2 separate regions of the Mus musculus genome follow, and region 1 is linked to region 2. Evidence: chromatin loops called from intact Hi-C (ENCODE). Cell type or tissue: gastrocnemius. All regions are shown on one strand.

Region 1 (5,000 bases), 120 kb before region 2:
TCTGCCTTGTTCTTGGCTCCACCGGGTACTGTGTTCAGCATCTTCTCTCTCCAGGGCAGAGATCTTTGAGGTTACCCTAGTTAGCTTTCGATTCCTATGATAAACACCATGACCAAAAGGCACCTGGGGAGGGACAGGTCTATTATTAATCACACTCCATCCCTGAGGGAAGCCAGGGCAGGAACTCGAGCCAGAAACCAACGCAGAGGCCATGGAGGAGTGCTGCCTGCTGGCTTGTTCCTCATCTCTTGCTCAGTCTGTTTCTTACAGCTCAGGGGTCGCACCACCCACAGTGTGCTGGGCCTATGACACCAATCACTAAGAAAATGCCCCACAAGCCAATCTTGATGTTCTATCTTCTCAATGGTGCTAGCCTACTACCTGCCCTCAGGGAAGGGCCTGTGTTGGCTGTATCACTTGAGACTCATACCTCTTCCATGAGTTTTGCTTCTGGGGGTTGGGGGGGGGGGAGCCTGTCCTAAGGCCTAGGAGGAATCCAGTCTACACTTAACTACTGTGTGTCCTTAGGCAGAGCTCCTACCTCTCTGTGCCCTGGATCCTCATGTATAAACTAGAGATCATGCTGGCCCTGATGCAGGGGCAGGGGAGACGCTCCCATGGCTCATGGCATCAGGCTCAGCATAGGCAGGTAGCTGTCACCTTCACCCTGCTGTGATGTTGATGAAGATGGAGGACATGGTCTCTCCAAGGGCATGCTGCATCTGGTTTGCTGTAGGCCTTAAGAGAATCTGTAGAGAGTACTTAGAGGGCCTGCCTGGAGGGGGTGAGGAGGTAGGGGTGGGGTCTGTGCATGTGAGTATGTGTGGAGCCAGCAGGAGAACCTTCAAAGGGGGAGGGATGGAAGGGAGGAGGGGTGGAACGGAGGAGGGAAGAGGGATGGGAGATAGGACGGAGGAGATATGGAAGGGAGGAGGAAGGAGAGGGAGGAGGGATGGAAGGGAGGAGGGATGGGAGGAAGGAGGGATGGGAGGGAGGAGGGATGGGAGGGAGGAGGGATGGGAAGGAAGAGGGAGGAGAGGGAGGAGGGATGGAAGGGAGGAGGGATGGGAGGGGGAGAGATGGGAGGAAAGAGGGAGGAGAGGGAGGAGGGATGAGAAAGAGGAGGGATGGAAGGCAAGAGGGATGGGAGGGAGGAGGGATGGCAACAAGCTGGGAAGCAGTGCCCAGCTGGCAGTGCAGAGAGGTCTCCAACACGGCTGAAGGAGAGAGCAGAGAGAGTGGCAAGAATCCCTGAGGAGACACTCTGGGTCCTGGGGGCACACAGTTTGAGTCAAGGGCTTGGGCTCTGGAGACTCCAGTTGGGGTCTGGGCTGGGGTACAACTGAAGCACATCCTAAATTCAGGGTCCTGGGATAGTGCCTGAGCTGGACAGCCAGTACCACTTGCAGGTGGTAGCTGTTCCCACACTGTCTCCACACAGTGGCCCTTCCTCTGTGGGTGTCCTGTGTTCCTCCCTTCAGGAAAACCCAATTCTGCCGGGGCTCCTCTTTTGTTTTTTTGTTTTGTTTTGTTTTCGAGACAGGGTTTCTCTGTATAGCTCTGGCTGTCCTGGAACTCACTCTGTAGACCAGGCTGGCCTTGAACCCGGAGATCCACCTGCCTCTGCCTCCCAAGTGCTGGGATTAAAGGCGTACGCCACCACTGCCTGGCTCTTGCCGGGGTCCTCTTACCATTTGAAAACAGCATCTCGTTAAGGACCCCACAGTTCAGTTTGTGCTTCTGTAACAAACACTACTGGCAGGGTGGTTTACACACCACAGATGCTGACCTTCGCTTCCCTCAGGGCAAGATAGATCTAGGCGCTAGCAGCCTTTGTGTATGGTGAGGATCTGCTCTTCTGGGTTCATTTTCTTGCTGGGATCTAATATTATGAGAGAACCAAGCAGGCTTCTTGTGGCCTCCTTCACAATGGCCATTGCTGGGGCCTGAGCATCCCACATCCAGAACTCACTACTTTTTGCTGTTGTTTAATTTTATGCTTAATAGGGTTTTGCCTCATGTATGTATATGAATCATGCAGTATCAATGGAAGCCAGTAGAGGGCGTTGGATCTCCTGAAACTGGATTTATAGATGGTTGTGAGCCTCCACATAGGTGTTGAGGTTTGAACCCCGGTCCTCTGCAAGAGCAGCCAGTGCTCTTAATGGCTGAGCCATCTCTCTGAGACCCATTCTTCGTTTTTAAAACTTGAAGTATGTGTATGTATGTGGGGAGAGGGATATGTGGATATGAGTACAGAAGCCATTGGATCCTCTGGAGTGGAGTGATCCAAAGTCCCTGGTGGTCGTGAGCCAGGGATTGAGGTACCAGGAACCAAACTCTGGTCGCCTGAAAGAGCAGCAAGTGCTCTTAACCCCTGAGTCATTTCTTCAGTCCAGGACCCTGCTTCTCAATCCCGTTCACATTAGAGACTACAGTTTAACAGGGACACAGTAGGGAGTGACATTCAGACCGCATATCTCATCTTCAAATACAGCCGTTCTTTTGTATGCTTGCTTGTTTGTTTTGAGACAGCGTCTCCTGTAGCCCAGGCTGGCCTCATATTCATTAAGTAGCTGAGGATGACCTTGGACTACCGATCTCTCTGTCTCTACCTCCTTTTCTGGGATTACAGGCAAGCCCAGCTGAGGTCACATTCTGAGTACCGGGGTAAGACTTTAACCTGTCTATTTGAGGTCCTCGTCCCCCCTTCCTGCCCCATGACAAGTCTTGGTCTAGGTTTTCCTGAAGGGGGCTTTAAAGAAAGGCAGGTGTACCCAGCTTTTTTTTTTTTTGGCTAGGATGAAGGGGACAGGTAACAGACAGCAGGGGAAAGAGTTAATGTGGACCGGTACTATCGAGCTCTGCCTGGTTGAAGCCAGGAGTCCAGCCCTTAGGGCTACCAGAGTTACCTGTTCAAAAGCCTCTGCAATGGTTTATATTGATTCTAGATGCAATATTGATAGGGTCTAGAGTCCCGGAGGAGATACGCTTTTGGACATACCTGTGAGGGATCATCTGGATTAGGTGAGCTGCCCTGGAAGATCCATGGTAACTGATGGTTGAAAGAAAAGGAGAAGAAAGCTTAAGCAGCAACAGGCGCTGCTCCCTGCTCCCTGAAGTGAGCACAATGTAACCAGCTGCCTCCAGATGCCTCTCTCAGGATTCCCCCACCACCGCTGGTTGTAGCCCTAAACTGTGGGCTAGAGTAAACCTTCCTTTCTTGAATGGTCTCTCTCCTGTATTTTGTCCGAGCAACGTGTCAAACCCACTGCCTCTCAGTACCTTGTGCTTTGCCTCCCCTGCTTATCTCTGTGTGACTGTCTAAGTGTCTGTGGGGAGGCGGGAGGTGAGATTCAGGTGAGGTGTGGGTGTAGGGCTCCCATGAGCCTACAGGGGCTGCTCCACAGTTAGCCTGCGTTATGCCACCAAGCCAAGAGACACCAAGGTGTCCAGGGTTGCCAATCCACTTCCAGCAGCCCCCTTTGAGGTCCTGGCTGCCTGTGCAAAACTTTTCTACCAAAGTCTCTCCACGATGAGTTAGAATCTTTATGGGCAAGTCTCATACAGAAATCCTGACTCCTCTTGCCTGTTGGTCCTAGCTGGAAGACCCCACTGTAACCCGATGCAGGAGTGACTTTGAACTTAGTGAGTCCTGTGCTGTGCCAGGAGGGGTAACTTCCCTTCTCCCCTGCCCCCTTTTTTTCTTCCCCTCCTGTTCCAGGTAACCAAGACTTCCACCTGGCAGAGTGGAGCTATGGTAGGGAGAAACTCATATCCACCTAGGAGGTATGATGGGGTCCATAGATAACATGACCCCAGTGCTGGGTTCACAACACTGCCGCCATGGTGGGCTTTGGGCTCAGGGTGCTGTACTTAGTTGCCTGTTCCAATCTTTTGTATTTGTTTTGTTTTCAAAGACAGAGTTTCTCTGTGTAGTCCTGGCTGTCCTGAAATTTGTTCTGTAGACCTGGCTGATCTCGAATTCAGATCCACCTGCCCCTGGCACCTGAGTGCTGGCATTAAAGGCATGCACCACCATTGCCTGGTTTCCTGTTCTAATATCTTATTAAGCCATTACTCCAGGAAGAACATTGGGTATCATGACCATGTCCCCACTGTACGCCTCCCTAACCACCAAATATGTCCCTTAGTCCTATCATTATGCCCTCCTTTCCAACAGCCACCATGCCCATTGCACACCTAGTAAGCTAGGACCACCCAAGGGCACAGCATAGGACACCAGAAATGGCTGTTTCTCCCGAGGCTGTCCCATCTGTCCACCTCTGACTGCAGAGCTCCTGTCTCTTTTAAAGTGAGGCTTGCCTGCTGTACTGGCCTAGGGCATGTCCAAGAGGCCGAAGTCACCAGCTGGTCATGCAAGGCAGCTGCTGTTTTGACCCACAGAGGCCTTCTGGGGATGGCTAGCAGCCAGAGCTACCACTGGGGGAAAGGACAAAAAGGCTGTGAGACCCCAAGTTTTACCCCATGGCCAGCTTCTATCTGGGATGCTATGGTCCCTGGTAAGGCACAAGCTCTGGGGTCAGGCCGACCTCCTAACCTCCTAGCTGTACGACCCTGAGCCACCCTTGGTTAGGGTTCCCTCTTTTCCCTTTGGCAGACTGTACAGCATTCTGAGTACAAGTCTTCACCTAGACTAGACATGCTGTTAATCCAGGGACCTCTTCTCCTGGGCAGAACAAGGGCTCCAGTCGTTGTCCTTGACCAACCAAGACACAGAGAGTTCACCAGGCCAGCCTAGGTCACATGACAGGCACAGGTTCAGTGTTGACTCCCAACCTAGTAGTGTTCCTGATCATATTCCAAAGGACAGCGATGGTGGGTCGATGGAAACAGGGATGGGGTATGCAGGAGGGGAAGGTGGCGGCCTCATGTTGATCCCACACATGGTGCCTCCCCGTAGCAAATACTTACCAATCCTTCCCGGATAACCTAGTAAACATGTAGGGGGCGGATGGCCAGATGGATGACTGGACGGA
Region 2 (5,000 bases):
GACCCTGGCCCTGCCCTGGGAAGCCGCCGTCCCCGAAGCTTTATTAGGAACCTATTAAGGCGTCTTTTTAGACCTGGGTTGCACAGTGGCTCTAGGCGAGGCTAACAATGCTCTGCTGTCACTACCGACATAGGCAGAGGGGCTGGGGAGGGCGGGCTGACTGGAACCCGAGGTGTTTAGTGTCACTCGAGCCTGCCAGGCTTAAGCCCTGTTCCTCTGCTAATTGGCTGTGTGGCATTGGGCAGCTTGCTTTCCTTCTCTGACTCTCAGGTTCCTGTACAGGTCCAAGAGGTGAGAGGCAGCTTGTGGATGGACCTATAGAGCTATAAGCTTGTGGACGGACCTACAGAGCTACAAGCTTGTGGATGGACCTATAGAGCTATAAGCTTGTGGAGGATCTACTGAGCTATAAGTCAGGAATGGCCCACATGAGAGACTTCATCTTGTTCTGGGGACCACATGCGCTGTGATCGCCCGGATTTTATAGATGAAGAAACTGAGGCTAACAGGGAGATCAGGGCTTCGTCAAAGCCACACAGGCAGTGACAGGGCTAGTATTCAAACACAGACACTGGCCACTGACTGGGAACAAAGCTTGGGGCTGGTGGGCGGGGCTGCAGGAGCTTCTTACACCAGCTCCTCCTCCAGGTGACGGCTCTGCCAAGAGCAGGGAGGCTGGGACAATACCGCTGATTTACGGTTCCATCGCGATTAACCACACCATCTGGATGCCACACGCTTGCCTAGTGAGTGAGGACCCCCAGCCCTGCCATATCAGCTGCAGGAAGGGACAGGGGAGAAGGCACACAGATCTCAAGCTCTGGGGCAGACTGCAAAGCCGTGTGCAGAGCACGTATCCTTGGAGACCTACCCTCCCGGTCACCCTTCACTCATGACAGTTAGCAGACACCACGGAGAGTTCTAGTCCCTCTGCTAACCTCAGAAAGGAGGAATGGGTGTCCCAACTCTATACAAAGGGAAGGCTCTGGATGGAGCCACCAAAATGAGAAGGGCTGAGGGGGGTGCTGACTTGTGACTGTAGCACTCACAGCGTGATCCCTGCTCTCCTGCGGGTGTGGCAGGTGCCTGTGCTACCTTCTAGCTTTTCCTGGGGAGTGACTTCACTCCTCTGGGCCACTATCCCTGAGCCTGACCTAAGATACCATTGGCGGTATAGGACATTCAGACCTCAGAAATACTGACTGGGTCAACTATGAGGCAGTCAGTAGCTGCCTTGACCCTCTTCCTGTTTGCCAGATGGGAAAACTGAAGCCCAAGGAAGGTACGGGGCCTGCCTCTGATTCCACGGGGCTTTAGTAGCAGAGCCAAGGCCCACCTCCTTGCTTCTTAACCCCTGAAGCCTATAGCCTCTGGACACAGTCAGCCTAGGTCTCAGGGACCAGGGGACAGCGAAGGAACCCCTTCCAGCTGCAGTAAATAGACGTCGGATTCTGAGCACCCATCTCCCTCCAGGGACAGTCACAAGCCACGAGGGCCTGCTTTGTCATCTCAGGTCTCAGTCTGCTTTGGCCTCAAGGACAGGGACCTTCTCTGAATTACAGCCCAGTCTCTCTGCTCCTTCCTCCCCACATCTCCACAGCTTCCCCTAAAAAAGAGTTAACTGTGACCCCAGGATCTCTATGGTGGATGCATTGTCTTTGGACACCAGGCAGGCTCTCCTTCAGGGTAAGCAGCCCCCCCCCCCCGCCCCTGCCATGTCTACAGGGTGAGGAAGGAGGGAAAGACACACAGAGCTAGGCTGTCCTGAGTGGAAATGCTCTTATGTAGCCTGTAGCCCTCGGTCCACACACTGGGCTGGCTGGCCAGGACTCGGAAGCAGTTCAAGGCTCCCTTCATTTCACACAGCCAACCTGAAGGCGGCATACACAAGCCCGCCATTGATAGTGCTGTAGAAAGACCCAGCCAGCAGCAGCTCCCTTCTCTCTCTCTTGGACAGTTGAGAAATGACAGCTGTCCTGCCCAGGGAGACCAGTCTCCGTTCCAGGGTGTCCCCCTCTGGGGCTCCACTCAAGGGAGCATCCTGCTGGCTGCCTGTGCTTGCCTGCCGCCAGGAACAGAGCCAGATGGAGCAGCTTTAGCTGCTGGCCTCTGCTAGCATTGCAGGCCCCGTGACCTGTCCCCCTGGGACCCTTTGGCCTGGCCATCCGAGGTGACCCTTCCCCCTTCCCCACAGAAGCTCAGACCTCTGACCCTTATTAAAAACAAACCAAACAGAATCTACAGAGAAGAAAATTCTCCACAAACGGCCTCAGATATAATCACGTGTGTCCCTGTAACAAACATACACACACACCAGCTTCAGACCCCCAAGGCTGCAGCCGCTTCCACATAAACAAGCTATTATGGGGTGTGGGGGAGGGCTTTTGTTATGAAACATCTAGGCTTCCCTCAACTTGGGGGGTGTGGAGGAAAGAACGTTGTTTTCTGGCACAAGAGGGGACATGGAGGGTGCCAGGGCTTCTGTGTTCTATGCAGGTTCTATCTGGCAAAGGGACACGTGGAGATGGGGACCAAGAGGAGGAGGCATCCTGGACGTCACCAGGTGCCCCATCCACGGCGAGGGAAGCCTGGACCCGGCTCTGCTGTCACTCAGAACAGGTCGGGGACTCCGGTGACCACGTCCCTGCCCGCTGCATGCTTGGAAAGCACTGCCTTTGCCAGAAGCCGAGGCGAGAAGGCTCCCAAAGCAGACACCGACCCCCGAGTAGCACTGGTCTCCACGGGCCACCCCGGGAGCTGTAGGGCGAGGCCCACCCGCGCGCCGTACTGCGCATGCGTCAGTCGGCTGAGCAGGAGGCCGCCCGCGCAGCCTCGCTCCCGTCCGGTCGCCGTGGCAACGGGCTCGCGGGGGGAGGGGCCGCGCCGCGGCGGCTGCTATTTCTGCTGCTTCCTGTTCCTTGCGGCCACGTCGCCATGGCAACGGAGTTACTCAGCTCGGCCGCCTCTCGGCTCGGCTGGTGCGCGTGACCCCGGCCGCTCGCGCCCCCTCGTCCCCCTCCCGCACCCTCCCCGGTGCCCGCGGCCGGCAGGGAGGCAGATTGATGGGCGACGCTTATTAAAACACAGTGGAAGCGTTTCCGTTTTTATGACGCTGACGAGGCAGCGTTATTTACTGTTATTGTTCGCCCTGGCCGCCCGGGAGCTCACCTTCGGCCAGTCCCAGGACGGCGCGTGGCACCCCGGGGTCCCACCTATTCTCAGAGCCCCTTCTCCCGCGACAGCCGTGGAGAGGGGCCGCACAGGCCCAGGGGCTCATGCTTGAAGGAGAAAAAGGCGACAAAAATAAATAAATAAAAGAGAAGCAGATGACTTCATTCTCGGGAAGGCCAATTTCCTGGGGACGCTGGTGGAAACAGCCCCCGAGCCGCTGAATGCTCTCAATACTAAGCCAGATGGAGACCAGAAAATCCTCAGCCCTTCCTGAACGTGTGACCCCCCAGGCTAGGCAGCCAGGCAGTAAGAATTCGGCCACCCAGTAGGGTTTAGCTTCCTAGATTCCGCAGCATTTGTCCTGAACCTTCCCACTTAGCCTCCCCTCCCTGAGAGGGTGAGTAACCGGCTCAAGGTCACACAGCCCAGTCCCTGAGTTTTCTGCTTGAGGTTTCTGCAAGGAGGAAGCCAGCGAGTACTGTGGAGCCAGAGGGACAGCAATTCGACCCAGGGCTCTTTGAAGCCTGACTCGGCTTCGAGGCGAATAAAGATTAACTCAGCACGTGTAAGCCTTGCTGTGCGGTCCTCTGCACATCCTGTATGGGGTGCCCTTCACGGGAGGGGGGTGTCTACTGGGATCAGAGAGCTCGGAAGGAGGCCCCCACTCCAGTCCCCTGCTACGATGTTAATCTCACCAGGCTAATTAAAGTTTACAGTCCTGCCCATATCCACCTCCAAACTCCCAGGTCGTTATTAGCCCAAATGCAAACAGTTATGACTCTGGTCCTGGACAGAGAGGCTGGAAAGAGGGATGGAGGAGATGGCCTCGGGCACAGGAAGTGGACGTTTAATAATAATAATAATAATAAATATTTGCACGTACAAACAGCTCGAATGAATGGCCCAGAATGGCCCAGGTTGTTTTTTCCTGTGTGCCGGGAGGAGCCTAAGGCCTCCAGCAAAGAGAGCCCTCTGCCTTCAGACCACATCCAGCCCTCAGCCTTGGCTCAGAAACAGAAGTCAGGGTCGTCCTAGGTCTGCTACAGGGTTTTAGTTCGATTCCATTGCCCTTTCAAGGTCAGAGCTTTGGGCCCGGGCCTCCTGGTCATTTCTTGGTAATTAACAAGGGCTCCTTCAGCCCCACGAACACCTCAGACTCTCCACACACAACGCACGGGTGGTTCCTAAGTCGCCTGGACCATCACAGAGTGATCTTCAGGGCTGCTGGGAATCAGCCTTGAAGAAAAGGCTCCCAGAAAGACTTAGTGCCCTTGCTGATGATAGTCTAGAGTAGGGCAGGCTGGGGGAAGAGTGTGTGTGCAGTTCCTCATGCCTGGAAATCAGTGTGCACCCCATAAACTCACCCCCCTCCCCGGGGAACAGGCTGCATGCAGCAGCAGGTACTAGCAGGGAAGGTGCTAGCCACACCTGTGGGCAGTTTGACACATGAGCAAGCTTAAGACCCCCAAGGGACAGACTGCTTTACTCAGAGGGACACCTCAAGAGAGACCCCAGAGCTTGACTCTCCTCATGACAATTGTTTCTTCTGGGATACATTCTTTCCCACCAGAAGTTCAGAGGCTGAGGTTGGGTGAGCAGAGGAGCCAGGGACACTGAAGCTTCTAAATGGACCCTCCCTCCACTGAACAGTTTTCCCTGTCAAGAACGCTGTGTGTTGAAGGAAGATGGCTCCTGCGGAAGGTGGTCTGAGGAACAGGGTACAGGAAAAGTTTCTGCGCTGCGTGTCCCTCAGCCTTGCTGTCATGAGCTGCATGTGCCCCCAAAGGGATGTCTGTGTTAATCTCAGAAGGCTTCAAACATGGCCTCAT

What was found. Peaks named below come from ENCODE experiments on the same cell type or tissue, not always from the same donor. Only the 100,000 strongest peaks of a DNase experiment are listed, where the experiment ranks them.
Region 1: a loop joins it to region 2, with 1.9 times the contacts of the local background. A loop is called at or near these places in 1 of 42 quality-filtered maps.

Annotation. Positions count from the first base shown.
Region 1 is chr2:30,773,219-30,778,218 of GRCm38, reverse strand. It overlaps Gm39783 (a long non-coding RNA gene), which reads right to left. Exons shown (of 4, transcript XR_001783261.2): 2 at 4,936-5,000; 3 at 3,005-3,055. Among named protein-coding and RNA genes, the nearest start is that of Gm39783, 4.2 kb to the right of the region's middle. In gastrocnemius, a CTCF peak has its summit at 2,057 (motif pointing right); a DNase peak (open chromatin) is centred at 4,399; H3K27ac peaks cover 928 bases.
Region 2 is chr2:30,656,486-30,661,485 of GRCm38, reverse strand. It overlaps Gm14486 (predicted gene 14486), which reads left to right. Exons shown (of 4, transcript NR_136917.1): 3 at 1,601-1,686; 4 at 2,497-3,322. Among named protein-coding and RNA genes, the nearest start is that of Gm32316, 3.1 kb to the right of the region's middle. In gastrocnemius, a CTCF peak has its summit at 2,094; DNase peaks (open chromatin) are centred at 2,104, 2,875, 3,406, 4,566 and 4 more places; H3K4me3 peaks cover 1,658 bases; H3K27ac peaks cover 4,250 bases.